Regions from separate parts of the Homo sapiens genome. Here region 1 is linked to region 2. A link is an interaction called in ENCODE POLR2A ChIA-PET data of the cell type or tissue named here. Cell type or tissue: PC-9. All regions are shown on one strand. Links, peaks and the distances in the headings refer to the core of each region. The heading gives the core; the rest is flanking DNA.

Region 1 (8,330 bases), core at 194-8,193, 110 kb after region 2:
TGGGATTATAGGCGTGAGCCACCATGCCCGGCCAAATTGAAACTTTTTCTGAGTCTGCATCAGAACAGCAGCTTCTCAGGGCAACTGTGCTCCAGTCAGCAGCACAGGCAGTTGGTTCATGCAGAGGCTCATGGAAGCAGGAGGGGGTTCTTGAGCAGGTGCCTTCCAGACATCTTAGAGAAGCTAAACTTTATTACCTGAATAGGCAATAATTTCATGTGGCTCAAAACCCAAAAGCCATCAAATGGTATATACAGTAGAAGCTCTTCTTCCCACTCTACCTTCCCTGCTTCCATTAGACAAGGAGGTTAGCTGATGATTGGGAGCCCTTTCATGGCATGGCTACACACACATATGCATTGATCTCCCTCTTTCTCCTCACACAAACATTGGCATACTGGAAATAGTGTTCTGTGTCTTGCTTTTTCCCACTTTACATTTTCTCTCTCTCTCTGTCTCTCCCCTCCCACTCTCTTTCTTTCCTTTCTTTCTTTCTTTCTTTCTTTCTTTCTTTCTTTCTTTCTTTCTCTCTCTCTCGCTCTCTCTCTTTCTTCTTTTTCTTTTTCTTTCTCTCTTTCTCTTTCTTTTTGTGAGACAGGGTCTCACTCTGTCACTGGAGTACAGTGGTGTGATCGCAGCTCACTGCAGCCTCAACCTCCTGGGCTCAAGCAATCCTCCCACCTCAGCCTCCCTAGTAGCTGGGATTACAGGCGCGCACCACCACACCTGGCTAATTTTTGTATTTTTCACAGAGATGGAGTTTCACCATGTTGCCCAGGCTGATCTCAAACTCCTGGGCTCAAGCGATCTGCCCACTCCAGCCTCCCAAAGGGCTGGGATTACAGGTGTGAGCCACAGCACCCAGCTGGGAAAAAGTTTCTCTTTGAGGAAGCTGCTACCCACATCTGAGTTAGAATTCCAGGGGTAGTAGGAATGTGTAGGCAAAGTTCTGCCAGAAAGAGAACAAAAGTCACCCACTACTTCGCACTCCACACTCTTCATGCATAAATGTTCTTCGTTCCTATGTCAAAAAAGGTCTTTTTCACAAGTGCAGAGCTGTGCTCTTGTGACCCTGCCTGCCGGCCTTCCTCTTCACCTCCGAGGAAGGGACCCTGAGTAGAGAAGCATCCCACTGTGTGTCTCAGGTGACTCATCCAATGAGGGGACTGTGCAACTCCTAAATCCCTGCCTCCCAACTTTTCCCAGGGTCTCCGTGGTTCTCGACCCACAAGGGTACAGATGGAAAAGCGTACCCTTGTGGGGAAGCACCTCACATCCCCTTTCTCTCGTGGGAATTAGTTTGCAGTAAAACTTAAGTGACAAGCAATCTGGTCACTTATCACTCCTGGCATTTCCTACTTAAGGAAATTGTGTTTTTTAAAAGTTAAAAAGTGAACTTGGCTTTTTTTTTAAAAAAAAGCCGGTTTAATCTCATATTTTTTGTTATTCTGTTCCATTTCTTTGCCTCAGTGTTTGTAATTAATTTTGTTTTTAATTTTCCAATGTAATTGGTAATTTTTATCAAATTACACTTGCACGTGGTTTAGAAAGTCAGATGGTTCTACAAAGCTGTGTAACAAAAACCTCAGTTCCCTGACATTCCCTAACCATGTACTGCTCCCTAGAGCAACCACTTTGGATCTTTTTAAAATGATTCTTTTGCTATTATCTCCATATCTCTATATAACATGCTAATATTGTTTTACCTTGATTGTTTTATGTTTAGGCATTATTTATTGACATCCCACCCTGGAAGAGAAGAGTTCAGATCTCTTTCTTACACTCATAGCCCATCTCCTCCTTTTGTAGGTGAGGAAATGAAAGTCCACCAAGGTGAAGTGTCCTGACCAATATCATATTCCCACTGGAAGGAGTCCCACCGCATTTACCATTAATTTAGCATTAGTGCCATGAACTTAGGGAATCTTCAAGTCTCCTCAATCTTTGGAGTAGTTAAGTGGAGGAGTCCAGACCCCCTGGAGTATCCGATGAGTATTATGGACCTCTCCCAGTAAAAATTTCCCTAAGCTGGCTGGGTACGGTGGCTCACCCCTGTAATCCCAGCACTTTGGAAGACCAAGACAGGCAGATCGCCTGAGGTCAGGAGTTCGAGACCAGCCTGGCCAACATGGTGAAACCCTGTCTCTACTAAAAATACAAAAATTAGGCAGGCGTGGTGGCGGGTGCCTGTAATCCCAGCTGCTGGGGAGGCTGAGGCAGGAGAATTGCTTGAACCCGGGAGGCGGAGGTTGCAGTGAGCTGAGATTGTGCCATTGCACTCCAGAATGGGTGACAGAGCGAGACTCTGTCTCAAAAAAAAAATTTCCCTAAGCTTAGACACATAAAGTTTTATATACAAGTCATTTCAGAAGGTCCACAGACTCCCCTGAAACCAGCTATGGGTGCATTGAGAGTTGAGGGTCCCAAGATCAACCTCCCTTGAATTAGTAATTAGACATTCAGAACCACGGGGAAACCAAACTTGTATGTGACCCCCAAGTTTACTGCTCACCCCTTTGCTGAAACAACAATGAAAAAAAATAAAGAAAGCATTGCTTTCAAACCAAGCTATAGAAGACATAAAACCTCTTCTGGACATTTTCTTCAGTCTTTTGTGTGAGAGGTTCATTATTAAGATGTAATCCCAGACCTTAGAGATATAATAAGCCAGATCATTACCTCTTAGCAGGCAGAACAGTTGGAGGCCCAGGATGTAAAATTCCACAAATAACAGAGGAGTTCACCCTTACTTTTCCCCTGAGGAGGCACAGGCCACTCCAGTGATCCTGGAGGCCACTAGAAACACATCTGCTGCCTGAGCACTGCTGCCTTGCCAGCAGTTTGCATTGTACCTGCTCACATTCAAATCATAGCCTTATACCCTACATCTTCTGCTACCCTCCCAGGGCTCGCTAATCAAGGTTTTCCCTGTTGTTGGAGTTCTCATCCTCAGATGAGGCCTCAGCATCACACTCTGGAAAGCTCAGGGCTAAAAGTCATAGAGTGGACATCTGGGACTGTGAGGTCGCGGTGGTGACATAGGACTGGGGACTTGTTGAAAGGCAGCAGCCTCCAGAGCAACATTCCCTGCCCTCCTCTCTGTGAGTGAGCTGGCTTGGGACTCCAGACTCGGCACTTTGGGTATAAATGGCAGTGTCTGGAGGGGCTCAGGAGCTGGAGGGCTGGGGAGAAGCGGCGTTGTAAGTGAGGATGGTGAGTCAAGGGGGTTCATCGGGTGAGGATCAGGGCCCCAGCTCAGCTCTGACCTCAGGAAGTCTCTCTAAAAGTGTGTGTATGTGTGCGTGTGTGTGTGTGCACGCGCACGAAAGTGTGCTTTATTCAGGAATTGCACCCCCTGGTTCCCCACTTCTAGCTGTAAGAACAGAAGGCTTAAAAGGATTAAACTGATTCCACAAGCGAGGCCAGGCCAAGGCCTCAGTGGCATCCTGAGGGAGCAGGCCCTTCCTGGAGGGGAATAGTTTCCTTCCCAAGGAAGGTTATCTGTTCCATCTGGGAAACCTGGGAGGCTCAGCCTGAAACCTGTTAGAACCTGCAGACCCAGCTGGTACTGGGCAGGGAGGTTCCCCTGGAGGGAATGCCCAGAGAAAATGGTATTTACCAAGATCCATATCAGAGGTCCTGGGCCCTGCCTGCTTCCTGTGCTGGGTGCTAGAACTTTCCCTGAGTAACCATCTCCTGGGTAGCCCAAGACTGCCTGGCTCTCCACACCAGGTTTGGGCAGGGCAAGCTCTGCAGAATTCACTGAAATGCCCCCCAAAGCCACGGCAACTAAGAATTCCAAGGGTTTCTCCAGAAGACACTTGACTTCACATTATTATGCTCCCTCCTGGGCCCCTGACATTGTTCTTGAACATTCTCCAATGCTGGAAGTTTAAATGCACCAGGCAGAGAGCAGATCACACTTTGACCCCATTACTCAGCTTAACTCCTCTCCACCTCCAACTTTGGGTTCATGCTGACATTCTACACCTCAGTGATTTTTGCTTTGACCTGTCCTCTAAGGCAGTTAAAAACCCAAGGAAACTGCATGAGAATTTACAGAATAAAAGCTGTGCTCTACCCAGGGGTAGGCAGTCTCCTTCCTCAGAGTGAGGCGAAAGTGGAGTTTTGACTACAAACTTCCCCAGTCCCAACTTGGAGAATTGGGAGAGGAGATAAGGAGGAGGGAAAGGGAGAGGGAAGAGGAAGAGCAGGGAAAGTAGGGAAGAAAGGAAGGGGAGGGAGGGAAGAGAACAGGGAAGGGCAGGAAAAGAGAGAGAAGGGAGGCAGAGCTGCCCCAGAGTGAGAGGAGCAACCAGCTATAGGAAAGAGGGCCAACTAATGGCTGTTTCTCCCTTTGGTCTTGGAGCAACTTAGGACTAAAGAGATTTCCAGGGAAACTTTGGTCTCAGTGCAGCTTTCGTAAAAGGAAACATGTAAAGTTTGTGGTTTTAAAACTTGATTTTCACTTTTACATCGCTCCTTTCTCCCAACTTCTGTTACATCGCTTCTGTTTCTCCCTGACCAGATGAGGGAGATAATATCAAGCACATCATGCCAGCTAGTTGACTGGAATTTAATTAAGAGTTATCCACAGCCTGGCTCCCCTGCCCTTCCCCATGGGCACTGTGACCTCCAAGAGAGGAGGCTCAGAGCTTTTATGCTGCTGAGCAGGACACATTTCCCACCACCACTGCCTCGCCAGGAAGAATCTAGTTTCAGCCAGTAAAATCACTTTCGGTCCAAAATCACTTTCTTATTCCAAAAGATTAATGAACCAGCCTTGGCTGTACACGTGTTAGCTCACTGGCCCGGCGTGAGCCCACAGTTCAGGTCCCCTCTGCCACCTCCTCCTGTCACTCCACGGAGCCTCCATTCAGTCCCTCAGCCTCCAGCCTTTTGGGATTTAGTGTTCTAATTACAATCAGAAATATGCTGTGTGTGTGTGTGTGTGTGTGTGTGTGGTTTGTGTGCGTGCGCGCGTGCGTGTGTGTGTGTACGTGCACACACACGTACATTCAGCATAGTAGAGCCCTCCTGGAGAAAAACAATGATTAAGAATGGGATGCATCATCCCTTTGACTTGTAGGTAAGACTTAATGGTAAAGATCCTCTCCTCCAAAGAAAAGCGCCTACCACTGTCTGCGGGTTCTGCACAGGGGCACAGCAAACCTTTCTCTGTGCTTACCCCAATCAGAATGCCACAGTCATGTCTCTACTTTCTAAACGTGGATCAGGGGAACGCTGTTTTAAATCTTGGCTTTGCATCTCCTCCCTGGTTAGCAAGTTCCCAAGCCACATCTTCAGAGCTGGCGGTGCCCGGGAGTACACGCAAACATTTTAACACCAAATCTGCGCCAAGCGCCACTAGAAAGCAACGTGCTTCCCGACCCAACCTCAGCAAAGGAAAACGGAGCATCCTTTCTTGAGAATCTACTATTTGGTACTACACCTTCCCTGCTCCCCGCAGCAATGATTTTACTTTATCATTGAAGAGCCTTCAGCCCAGGGGCGGCTGAGCGCTCAGGAGTGTTAGGAAAGAAGCAGGCGGAAACTTTACCGTTCACTGGGGCCGGGCTGGAAGGCTGTTCCTTTAAGATCACCAGCAGGAGCACGGCCGCCGCGTGCAGGCTGCGCCGGGGCATCTTCGCGGGCTCCTGCGGGGCGGGCGCGGGCTGTGCCGGGGGCTCCCGGTGGCCGCTCGCTCTCCAGCTGCACACCGGGACCGCGTGCGCGCAGCCTGGGTGCCGTGGCGAGTACGTCCGCCCTTCGCTCTCCTGGCTTCCCCGGGCAGCTTTTATGGAGCAACTCAACGCCAAACACTTGATGTCATCGTGCGGGGAGGGGGTGGGGGAGGAGAACGCCCTGCCCACCGGAGGGCTGGCGCCCCAGATCCTAGGTGAGTTGTAGCCTTGACTTCAGCAGCACTCTGCGGGTCCCCGGCGCTCCTCTGGGCCAGGGCTGACCCAGGAACACAGTTCTCCGAGGAGCTGCTGGCAGGCGTGGGTGAGATCCGCCTGTCTCACATCCAGAAGGGTGCGTCTAGGGATTCCTTCAGTGGCATGCCCTTGGTCTGTCACTGGTCCTGTAACAGCCCAACGAGTTCACCTTGCCCGCTGCTTAGACAGAGCCCATTTATCAAGACAGGGGAGTTGCAATGGAGAAAGTAATTCACGCAGAGCTTGCCGTGCCGGAGACCGGAGGTTTTCGTTCCTTTGTTTGTTTGTTTGAGACGGAGTCTCGCTCTGTTGCCCAGGCCGGAGTGCAATAGCGTGATCTCGGCTCACTGCAACCTCCGCCTCCCGGGTTCAAGCGATTCTCCTGCCTCAGCCTCCCGAGTAGCTGGGATTACAGGCACATGCCACCATGCCCAGATAATTTTTGTATTTTTAGTAGAGGCGGGGTTTCGCCAGTTTAAGGCTGGCCTTAAACTCCCGACCTCAGATAATTCACCTGCCTTGGCTTCCCAAAGTGCTGGGATTACAGGCGCCCACCACCACACCCGGCTAATTTTTCTAATTTTAGTAGAGACGGGGTTTCACCATGTTGGCCAGGCTGGTCTGGAACTCCTGACCTCAAATGATCCACCTACCTTGGCCTCCTAAAGTACTGGGATTCCAGTACTCAAATCAGTCTCCCCAAGCATTCCGGGAGTTGTTTGTTTGTTTGTTTGTTCAGACGGAGTCTCCCTCTGTCGCCCAGGCTGAAATGCAGTGGCATGGTCTTGGCTCACTGCAACCTCTGCCTCACGGGTTCAAGCGATTCTCCTGCCTCAGCCTCCTGGGTAGCTGGGATTACAGGCACGCGCCGCCACACCCAGCTAATTTTTGTATTTTTAGTAGAGACGGGGTTTCACCATGTTGGCCAGGCTGGTCTTGATCTCTTGATCTCGTGATCCACCTAAAGTGCTGGGATTACAGGCGTTGAACCACTGCACCCTGCCTCTGGGAGTTTTTAAAGATAATTTGGCAGATAGGGGCTTGGGACTTGGGGAGTGCTGATTGGTCAGGTTGCAGATGGGATCACAGGGGGGTTGAAGTAACGTTTTCTTGCAGTCTTCTGTTCCTGGGTGGGATCGCAGAACTGGTTGAGCCAGATCACACACGGTCTGAGTGGTGTCAGCTGATCCATCCAGTGCAGGGTCTGCAAAATAGGATGTTAGATTTTACAATAGCGATGTTATCCCCAGCAGCAACTTGGGAAGGTTCAGACTCTTGCAGCCTGACGCCGCAGGACCCCTAAACCATAATTTCTAATGTTGTAACTAATAGATTAATCGTACAAAGGCAGACTGGCACCCAGGCAAGAAGGGGGTCTTTTCGGGAAAGGGCTATTATTGATTTTGTTTCTGAGTCAAACCATAAACTGAATTCCTTTCTAAGGTTAGTTTGGCCTATGCCCAGGAATGAATAAGGACAGCATGAAAGTTAGAAGAAAGACTGAGTCATTTAGGTCTGATCTTTGTCACTGCCATAATTTCCTCAGTTATAATTTTTGCAAAGGCTGTTTCAGCCCTACTCAGAATCCCCCAAGTATAGTGCCATTTGGGCAAAAGCCTCCTTCATGCTTTTTTTTTTTTTTCTTCAGGTGCCTGCCTGGACTTAGCACAGGTTAAGGAACTGGACAAGATAGTTACATTCACATGAGTTTCTGCCAATTGTTCAGTGCATCCTGATTAAGTTCTTACCTTCCAAGTTGAGATGCAAAGAGATGAACTGAGAATAGGAGAACAGCACAGTGGGGTACACATGAAGAGCTTATCACAATTCCCCTTAGTAACGGGTAAGTAGATGGGACTCATGCTGGTTCAATACATCATTCCATCCTCACTAGGAAGCTGGGAGAGAGGGTCCCTCTTTTGGGGTGGCAGCAGAAGAAAGGGACTTACATTATTTACTGAGCACCCGTTGTGTGTCAGGCACTTTTTTGGGGGGCTTAGAACATGATACCCCAAAGTATGGCACCTTGGCATGCTGAGTACTTTGAACTGAAGGAAACTGAAAAGGCCTCAGAAACAAGGTCTCTCTGACCTTCTCCCATCCTCCTGTCTCCTGCCCCTTCTTCTCCCGCTAAGTGAATCATAGAAACCAGAATCCCTCTTCCCCAGGCAGGTCATAGAAAGTAGAGCCCCTCTCCTCCACAGCAAGCCATAAAATCTAGAAACATCACTCTCTCCCCTCTCCCTTCTCCTTTAAAGACCCTCATTCGAGAGGGGTCCTGCCCCATACCCAGGAGAAAGCAATGCTACACAGAGAGGTCAAGAAGAATTGGAACGGACAGGCCTTGCTGGGTTCCCCTCAGTCTATCACTATGAGATCACACCCTTCTCT
Region 2 (8,290 bases), core at 291-8,290:
CCAATCCAGTTTTCACAGTGCTGAGTTTTACAGGTGGCATCTTATCCTGTCCCCGCTACATATAATGCTTTAGTGGTACTGCCTAACCTTGGGATAAAAACTCCTTTGCATGGCAAACAAAGTCCTTTGCCATCCCCACATCTTTCTCTCCAGCCTTAAATCTCGTCATGCCTTAACTCATACTCTTCCTTTGAACCTCATGAGTAATTGCAGTTCCCCAGCACATCATATCATTTTATTCCTTTGCTTACATTGCTCCTTCTGCCGACTTCTGCTTCTTTACTTGGCTGGCCTCCGCTTACTTTCAAGACTCACTGAGGGGCAGGGCATGGTGGCTCATGCCTATAATCCCAGCACTTTGGGAGGCCGAGGCGGGCAGATCATTTGAGGTCAGGAGTTCGAGACCAGCCTGGCCAACATGGTGAAACCCCATCTCTACCAAAAATACAAAAATAGCCAGGCATGGTGGTGGGCGCCTGTAATCCTAGCTACTGAAGAGGCTGAGGCAGGAGAATCACTTGAACCCAGGAGGTGGAGTTTGCAGTGAGCCAAGATCATGCCACTGCACCCAGCCTGGGCAACAGAGCGACACTCTGTCTCAAAAAAAAAAAAAAAAAAGACTCACTGAGGGTTTCTCTGGCAAGATTTTAGCTACAACCCCCCCTCTGCTTAGAAGCCTCTGTGTATGCCCCAAGTGTCACTCACCACATGGATTTGAGTTGACTATTTACTTTCCTTCTCTACTAGATAGACTCTAGGCTCCTGAAGGGTGGGAGTTGTGTCTTTAGTTTTTGTATCTACCATACCCAGTAAGGGGCTTGGCACATGGTAGGTGTTTAATAAATGAAAGAATCGCCTGGCACAGTGGCTCATGCCTGTAATCCCAAAACTCCGGGAGGCTGAGGCAGGTGGATCACTTGAGCTCAGGTGTTGGAGACCAGCCTGGGCAACATGGAAAAACCCTGTCTCTACAAAAAAATACAAAAATTATCCAGGTGCGGTGGCACGCACCCGTAGTCCCAGCTACTCAGGAGGCTGAAGTGGGAGGATCGCTTGTGCCCAGGAGGTTAGGCTGCAGTGAGCTGTGATAGTGCCACTGCACTCCAGCCTGGGCGACTGAAGTGAGATTCTGTGTCAAAATAATAATACATAAATGAGAGAATCAGTACTTCAGTCATCATCAAAATTAACTTGCCCATGAAGTAAGTGAAGTGTAATTTGGGAGCTAAGTGTAATTTAGAAGTTTTGTTCTCCATTTACTTTCAGACAGTTTCACTCTGTCATCCAGGCTGAAGTGCAGTGGTGCAATCTTAGCTCACTGCAGCCTCGACCTCCTGGGCTCAAGCAATCCTCCCACCGCAGCCTCATGAGTAGTTGGGACTATAGGCGTGGGCCATCACGCCTGGCTAATTTTTTTTTTTTTTTTTTTTGAGACAGAGATTTGCTTTGTCGCCCAGGCTGGAGTGCAGTGGCACGATCTTGGCTCACTGCAACCTCCACCTTCCAGGTTCAAACTGTTCTCCTGCCTCAGCCTCCTGAGTAGCTGGGATTACAAGCGTGTGCCACCAGGGCCGGCTAACTTTTTTGTTTCTTGGTTTTGTTTTTTGTTTTTGTTTTTGAGACGGAGTCTCGCTCTGTTGCCCAGGCCAGAGTGCAGTGGCGTGATCTCGGCTCACTGCCACCTCCACCTCCTGGGTTCAAGAGATTCTCCTCCCCAGCCTCCGGAGTAGCTGGGACTACAGGTGCCTGCCACCACGCCCAGCTAATTTTTTGTATTTTAGTAGAGACGCGGTTTCACCATGTTGCGCAGGCTGGTTGCGAACTCATGAGCTCAGGCAGTCCGCTCACCTCAGCCTCCCCAAGTGCTGGGATTACAGGCGTGAACCACCATGTCCAGCCAATTTTTGTATTTTTAGTAGATGGGTTTTCCCCATGTTGGCCAGGCTGGTCTCAAACTCCTGACCTCAGGTGATCTGCCTGCCTTAGCCTCCCAAAGTGCTGGGATTACAGGTATGAGTCACTGCGCCTGGCCTGATTTTTGTATTTTTTGTAGAAATGGGGTTTCACCATGTTGCCTAGGCTGGTCTTGAAGTCCTGGGCTCAAGCAATCCTCCCACCTTGGCCTTATATGCTCTTTATTCTGGTTCTTATCTTTTAATCTTTGTTAAATACCTTACAGGGGTCCCCAGTTCTGGGGACATGGATAGGTACTGGGCCACACAGCAGGAGGTGAGCGGCAGGCCAGTAAGCATTACTGCCTGAACTCTGCCTCCTGCCAGATCAATGGCGGCATTAGATTCTCATAGGAGTGTGAAACCTATCATGAATTGTGCATGTGAGGGATCTAGGTTTTGTGCTCCTTATGAGAATCTAATGCCTGATGATCTGAGGTGGAACAGTTTCATCCTGAAACCATCCCCATCACCCCAACCCACAGTCCATGGAAAAATTGTCTTCCACGAAACCAGTCCCTGCTACCAAAAAGGTTGGGGACCACTGCCTTATACTATCTTAATCTGTGTTGTATCTTACACTATATTAATCTTTATTAAGTATAGAAGGATTTGCTTTTAATAAGATCACCCAGAATGTTGTTTAGGTATTGATAAATTCAGTAAACCTTCTCTCCCACTTCATGATTCCAACCCTCAAGATTGGTGTTCCGTTATTAGTTCCAGGGATATATGAGAATGCACCATAGCAAATAAAATAAATAAATAATAAATTAAAATAAATAAATATACATTCGCCTAAGGTGAAAGTAGTTGGGTGATGACATGAAAGAAAAACAGAAATTGCTGTGGTTAAGAATAGCAACTGCTAAATACATGAAATGAGTTTTTGTTCCTTATGAGTAAATATTGCAATGAAATTTTAGGGAAATATTTCAAATAGGTAGTCACATTAGTCAATAAATTATCAAAATGTCTCAGGCTTCAACTGAGGCAGCTGGATCTAGCAAAAAGAGGCCTGAACTAGAAATCAAGACTTCCAGGTTCCAAGTGGGTTCTGCTGCTCAGTAATGGAGTATTTTCTAGGCTTGTTGTATCCTCTGTTTGCTTTTAAAAAAAATTATATTGGATAATCTCTATGTCCTTTCCTAGCTCTAAAATTCTAAGAAAACACTGGTAATTTCTCTAACATAGATCATTTGATACTCTACCATCATTGCAATTTTCTCTCTGATATCTCAATGAAGGTATTTAGTTTTATGGTTTATAAATTTGGAATATAAATTAAATCAACTTGGCATTATAAACATGGACACTTAGTATAAACTAGGTAGTAATTCTTTATCTGATTTCTTATGACCAATATTTGCCCTCGTTTTTGTTTCTTAAGGTTTCTTCCTCTTGCATTGCCCTTATTTATTTACTTATTTACTTTTGAGTTGGAGTCTCGCTCTGTCACCCAGGCTGGAGTGCAGTGGCATGATCTTGGCTCACTGCAACCTCTGCCTCCCGGGTTCAAGCAATTCTAGTGCCTTCGCCTCCTGAGTAGCTGGGACTACAGGTGTATGCCACCACGCCCAGTTAATTTTTGCATTTTTAGTAGAGATGGGGTTTCACCATATTGGCTAGACTGGTCTCAAACTCCTGACCTCAAGTGATCTGCCCACCTCAGCCTCCCAAAGTGCTGGGATTACAGGCGTGAGCCACTGTACCCAGCCACTTCCTCTTGCATTGCCTTTAAAAAAATTTACTTGTGAATATTGTGTGCAAGCTGAAGTTGAAAAAACTCTAAGAGAATGTAGTTAAGACTCTCATCTTGTACCATCAACAAAACCAGTGCTGCTTGAAAGCTGGGTCCTAGGGTTGACTCTTATAGGGCTGGTAACTTCACTCCGACCTTCAGCATCACAGCAGGATCGAAATTGCATCACTCGTTACCAAGGAAACTGGGTGGGTACTCTGAGGATCCCTCCATTTCCTGTCTTCCTTCAGCTGGTGTCCTGTCTCCTCTCCTCTAAAGCTAAATTTCTCCATTTTTTCCTCTTTCCTTTTTTTTCTTACCACACATTAATGTGAGAAGATTTTACAGACTGCCTTTTACCCCTATGTCTGGGTCACTGATGACCTCTGTATGGCTAAATCCAGTGGACATAATTCACTGGTAGCTTTTGTTGTTGTTGTTGTTGTTTTGTTTTTTGTTTGTTTTGAGATGGAGGAGTCTCACTCTGTGGCCCAGGCTGGAGTACAGTGGCGCAGTCTTGGCTCACTGCAACCTCTGCCTCCCAGGTTCAAGTGATTCTTCTGTCTCAGCCTCCTGAGTAGCTGGGATTACAGGTGTCTGCCACCACGCCCAGCTAATTTTTGTATTTTTAGTAGAGGCAGGGTTTCACCATGTTGGCCAGGCTGGTCTCAAACTCCTGACCTCAAGTGATCCGCCTGCCTCAGCCTCCCAAAGTGCTGGGATTACAGGCGTGAGCCACTGTGCATGGCTACTTAACCTCTCGACAGCCCTTCTTTCTGAAATGTTTTCCCCTTGGCTTCCACAGCACCACATTCCCCCAGTTTTCTTGTTACCCTCTTGGCCACTCCTTTTCAGTTTCTTATGAGGTTCCTCTTCTCCTCATACCTTTAATGTTGGTGTTCTGACATAGGCCTTGTTCTGGCTTTACTAGCTATCTAGGTAATTCTATTCTATATACTCTCACGGCTTCAGGTATTCTGGTCTCAGCTCTGATGTTCAGTCCATTTCTCTCCTGATCCTGTATATGTAGTTGCCTACTGAACACCTCCATTTGGAGTGCTACAAGTATCTCAGTCTCAAGGCATCCAAAATGAAGGCCAGGCACGGTGGCTCATGCCTGTAATCCCAGCACTTTGGGAGGCCGAGGTGGGCAAGTCACTTGAGGCCAGGAGTTCGAGACTGGCCTGGCCAACATTGTTCACACTGTCTCTACTAAAATACGAAAATAACCCAGGCATGGTGGCGCGTGCCTATAGTCCCAGCTACTCTGGAGGCTGAGGCAGGATAATTGCTTGAACTCGGGAGGCAGAGGTTGCAGTGAGCTGAGATCACACCACTGCACTCCAGCCTGGGCGACAGAGTGAGACTATGTCTCCAAAACAGTAACAACAAAATAACAAAATGGTACTCATTATCGTGTCTACTTTGCCATATTCTCTCCTCCTCCTGTCTCCACAGCATCCACTTAAGCCCGAACCCTCTAGAAGCCCTCATCCTTGACTCTTCCCCCATCTCACTCTATGTAGCTCATTAGTCACTAAATTCTGTTTGTACAATTCCTAAACTTCTATTAAATTTGTCTGCTTCCCTCCAGAGTCCTGCTAATTCCCTGAATCAGGCCACTGCCATCTCATGCCTGCGTTGCACTGAGGACCTCCAGTCTGGAAGCTCATTTTCCATATCTTTACAAAGCAGATCTATCACTCTGAACTGTTGTCTCGACCCGAGTTTTGATAGGTATTGTGCTGGGATCTGACCATTCAAAATACAATCACTGGAATCTGAAGAAGTATTCTGTGGGAGTGAATGGAAATATATATGACTTTTAAATGGGCAAAGGTAATGTTTTTCTGTAAGAATTAAATACCTGCAGTTGTATTATTTGAAGGTGCATTTTCAGGGGCGAGCTGCAAAACATCTGTCAGGTCCCAACATTTGTCTACTGGTGTTTTTTTAAATGTGGATTGCCAAAATCTTTATTCATGATGGACATTATGTAGGAGTGGTTAATACTTACATAGCACTTACCTGTGTCAGGCACACTGATCAAAATAACCGACGAAGTATTATTCAACATAAAGAAAAATCTAACTTGGATGTGAATGATCAGAGAACTTAAGTTTTAATTTTTAAACCTTTCAGAAATTGTTAATATAGATGTTTATAACTTCCACCTTTTAAATTATTTCACTTATTGAACAGATATTAGTGAACTTCTAGGTGCTGAGGAAACAACAAAGAGCAAAGCAAAGTCCCTGTCCCCCAGGAGTTCGCGTTTTAACGGGGAAGAAAAATAAGCAAGTGAAATGGACGACTGTGAGAAGACGGAGCAGGGAGATGTTACTATTGCTTGTAGGGTGGTCACAGAATGCCTGCAAAAACAACCCTTTTGAAGAATTGGGAAAAAAATAAAAACCATTTGGCTGAAACAGCCCTGAGAAGGGCAGCTTCTTCCACCACTCTTTCATCATTTTACCATCTGTGGGTTATCCCCGGGGTCACTGCTATCCCAGCCTAGGTTTTATACAGGATGGAGTACGAAGTTCCCGCAACTATCCAAACGGTAAAATGTGCTTAAAAAAAAAAAAAAACCTATTTAAAAAGGAATCCTGCTTGTTCCTGCGCTACATTTTTGTTTAGTCTCTTTGGTTGACTTGGAATCTCTGCCTGTTCTCGGTGCATGCGGCTCGAAGGTGGGCTAGGGAGCTTCCCTTCTCTTAACCACCTCGCGGCCGGCACTGGAACCCGATCGGAGTGTATCTGTGGGGCTGCGGCGATGGCTGGGGCCCTAACGTCGCCGAGGACGCCCGCCTCGGGAGCAGGAGCTGCGGCGTGGCCCTGGCGCTTCCGGACACCCGGTAGGGCGGAGGGCCCAACGGTGGGGTCCGCGCTCACCGCCTTGAGCCCGCCCCTGCGCCCGGCGCCCTCAGCCCACGCCCCGCCCAGTCCCCCAGGCCCTAGCGTTTACCCCCACGCCCCGCCTCGCCCCGCGACCCACGTACCCCGCCTCCGAGCCCCGCCCCCGCCCCCACGTGCCCCGCCCCCGAGCCCCGCCCCCGTCCCCGTGCCTGCCCATGAGCCGCGCCCCGCCCCCCGCGTCCCGCTTAGCCCCCCACCCCGAGCCCCACCCACCGAACCCCGCCCGCGCCGGGAGCATCTCGCGTCCCCAACGGGCCCCCGGGTCGGTTTCCGCGGTGGCCATGACTGCGGCCGTGTTCTTCGGCTGCGCCTTCATTGCCTTCGGGCCTGCGCTCGCCCTTTATGTCTTCACCATCGCCACCGAGCCGTTGCGTATCATCTTCCTCATCGCCGGGTGAGGCGGTCGCGTCGGGAAACCCGGACGCCGGGGCTCCCCTCCCCCGCTGGGGTTACCCGCGACCCTCGGCGCCCCCACCGCGCGGCTCGACCTTGTTGCGTTTCAGACGGGAGGAGGGTTGAGAGGGGGAGAGCGGAGATCCGGCTCCCCAAAGGCGCCTCGCCCTCTTAGGAAGAAGCGCACACTGGGGGTCAGGGCCTTTTGCCTGGGGCTCATGGGTGGGGTTTAGTGATCCGTGAAGCTACTAAAGTTGTATAAAAAAATTATGGATAAGTTCATATATGCATCCTTCATTTTCTGGAGGGGGAGTCCCTAATTTCCCTCAGATTCTCAAAGGCATGTGTAATCCCCAAAGGGTTAAAAACCATTGGCGTTTAGGATAGTAGTGCGCGACTTCCGCCTATTAGAATCACCTGTGGCCAGGTGCTTTAAAACATGCCGATGCCCACCCCCACCCCGATCCATTGAATCAGAATGTCTAGGGGATGGGATTCGGGCTTCAGAAAAAAAAAAAAAAATTTAAGCTCCTTTTGGATGGTTCCGTTGTGCAGCCGAAGGGTGGAAACCTGTAAAAACACCGAAGCACCTGACTGTGCGTCTCCTTCTGGGAGCTTGGTAAATACCGGACTCTGGTGTCCCATCGCAGTCATCACCTGCCTCTTACTTGCACATACCACATCCCCCCTCCTCTGATGAGTCTCTCTTGGCACCAGACTAGGCCAATGATTCCCGCTTTTCTGCGTTTCTTCACCTCCCACAAACGTATTGAAAGTGCTTCGCTGCATGTCATTTTAAAAATAATAGAGATTTGGGAAGGGTCTGTAAAGCTTGCTATAATCATTAGAATCCCCAGGGGTGCTGTAAGACCTGGAGGGCTTGGATACTGATCCAGATCAGAACACAGGTTTTCAAGTTGAATTTTATACCAGTCACTTTATTAATAGAGATGTAGATATTTTTCTGGAAAAGATACTCATCTTTGCAGATATCTGATCAGTAAATCCATAATTTCTTGTAAGTTTTAAGAATATGAAAATTGCAGTAATCAGGGTTGTGTATTTTCTTGTTTTGGCTCATCAATGGGCAGAGCATTGATTAGAAAGAGTAGCAAATAACCAAGTTTCTAGCTAGATAGTCCTTGGCAGATAGAGTCTGCAGATGTACTTGCAAGTAGCAGGGTCATTGAAAAAAGTAATTGTTGGGAAACCTCAGCCTTCCTCTTGGACACGTTTGTCTCACCAAGGAAAATGCACCGTTAAGAACAACTGATCAGAGTATCAC

Evidence for each region. ChIA-PET counts read pairs that join two places held together with the same protein. Peaks named below come from ENCODE experiments on the same cell type or tissue, not always from the same donor. Only the 100,000 strongest peaks of a DNase experiment are listed, where the experiment ranks them.
Region 1: POLR2A ChIA-PET joins it to region 2 with 17 read pairs; 6 of 35 experiments call an interaction of 5 or more read pairs at or near these places.

Annotation. Positions count from the first base shown.
Region 1 is chr15:63,376,076-63,384,405 of GRCh38, forward strand. CA12 (carbonic anhydrase 12) reads right to left here and starts at 5,771. Exons shown (of 11, transcript NM_001218.5): 1 at 5,561-5,771. The coding sequence starts at 5,645. RefSeq lists enhancers at 5,455-5,975, 5,976-6,495. In PC-9, for the core only: no CTCF peak of the experiment used is centred there; no DNase peak of the experiment used is centred there; H3K4me3 peaks cover 768 bases.
Region 2 is chr15:63,270,731-63,279,020 of GRCh38, forward strand. APH1B (aph-1B gamma-secretase subunit) reads left to right here and starts at 6,875. Exons shown (of 6, transcript NM_031301.4): 1 at 6,875-7,006. The coding sequence starts at 6,894. It overlaps LOC124903504 (a long non-coding RNA gene), which reads left to right and starts at 4,376. Exons shown (of 2, transcript XR_007064674.1): 1 at 4,376-4,632; 2 at 5,288-6,122. RefSeq lists silencers at 6,402-6,821, 6,902-7,181. In PC-9, for the core only: no CTCF peak of the experiment used is centred there; no DNase peak of the experiment used is centred there; H3K4me3 peaks cover 1,971 bases.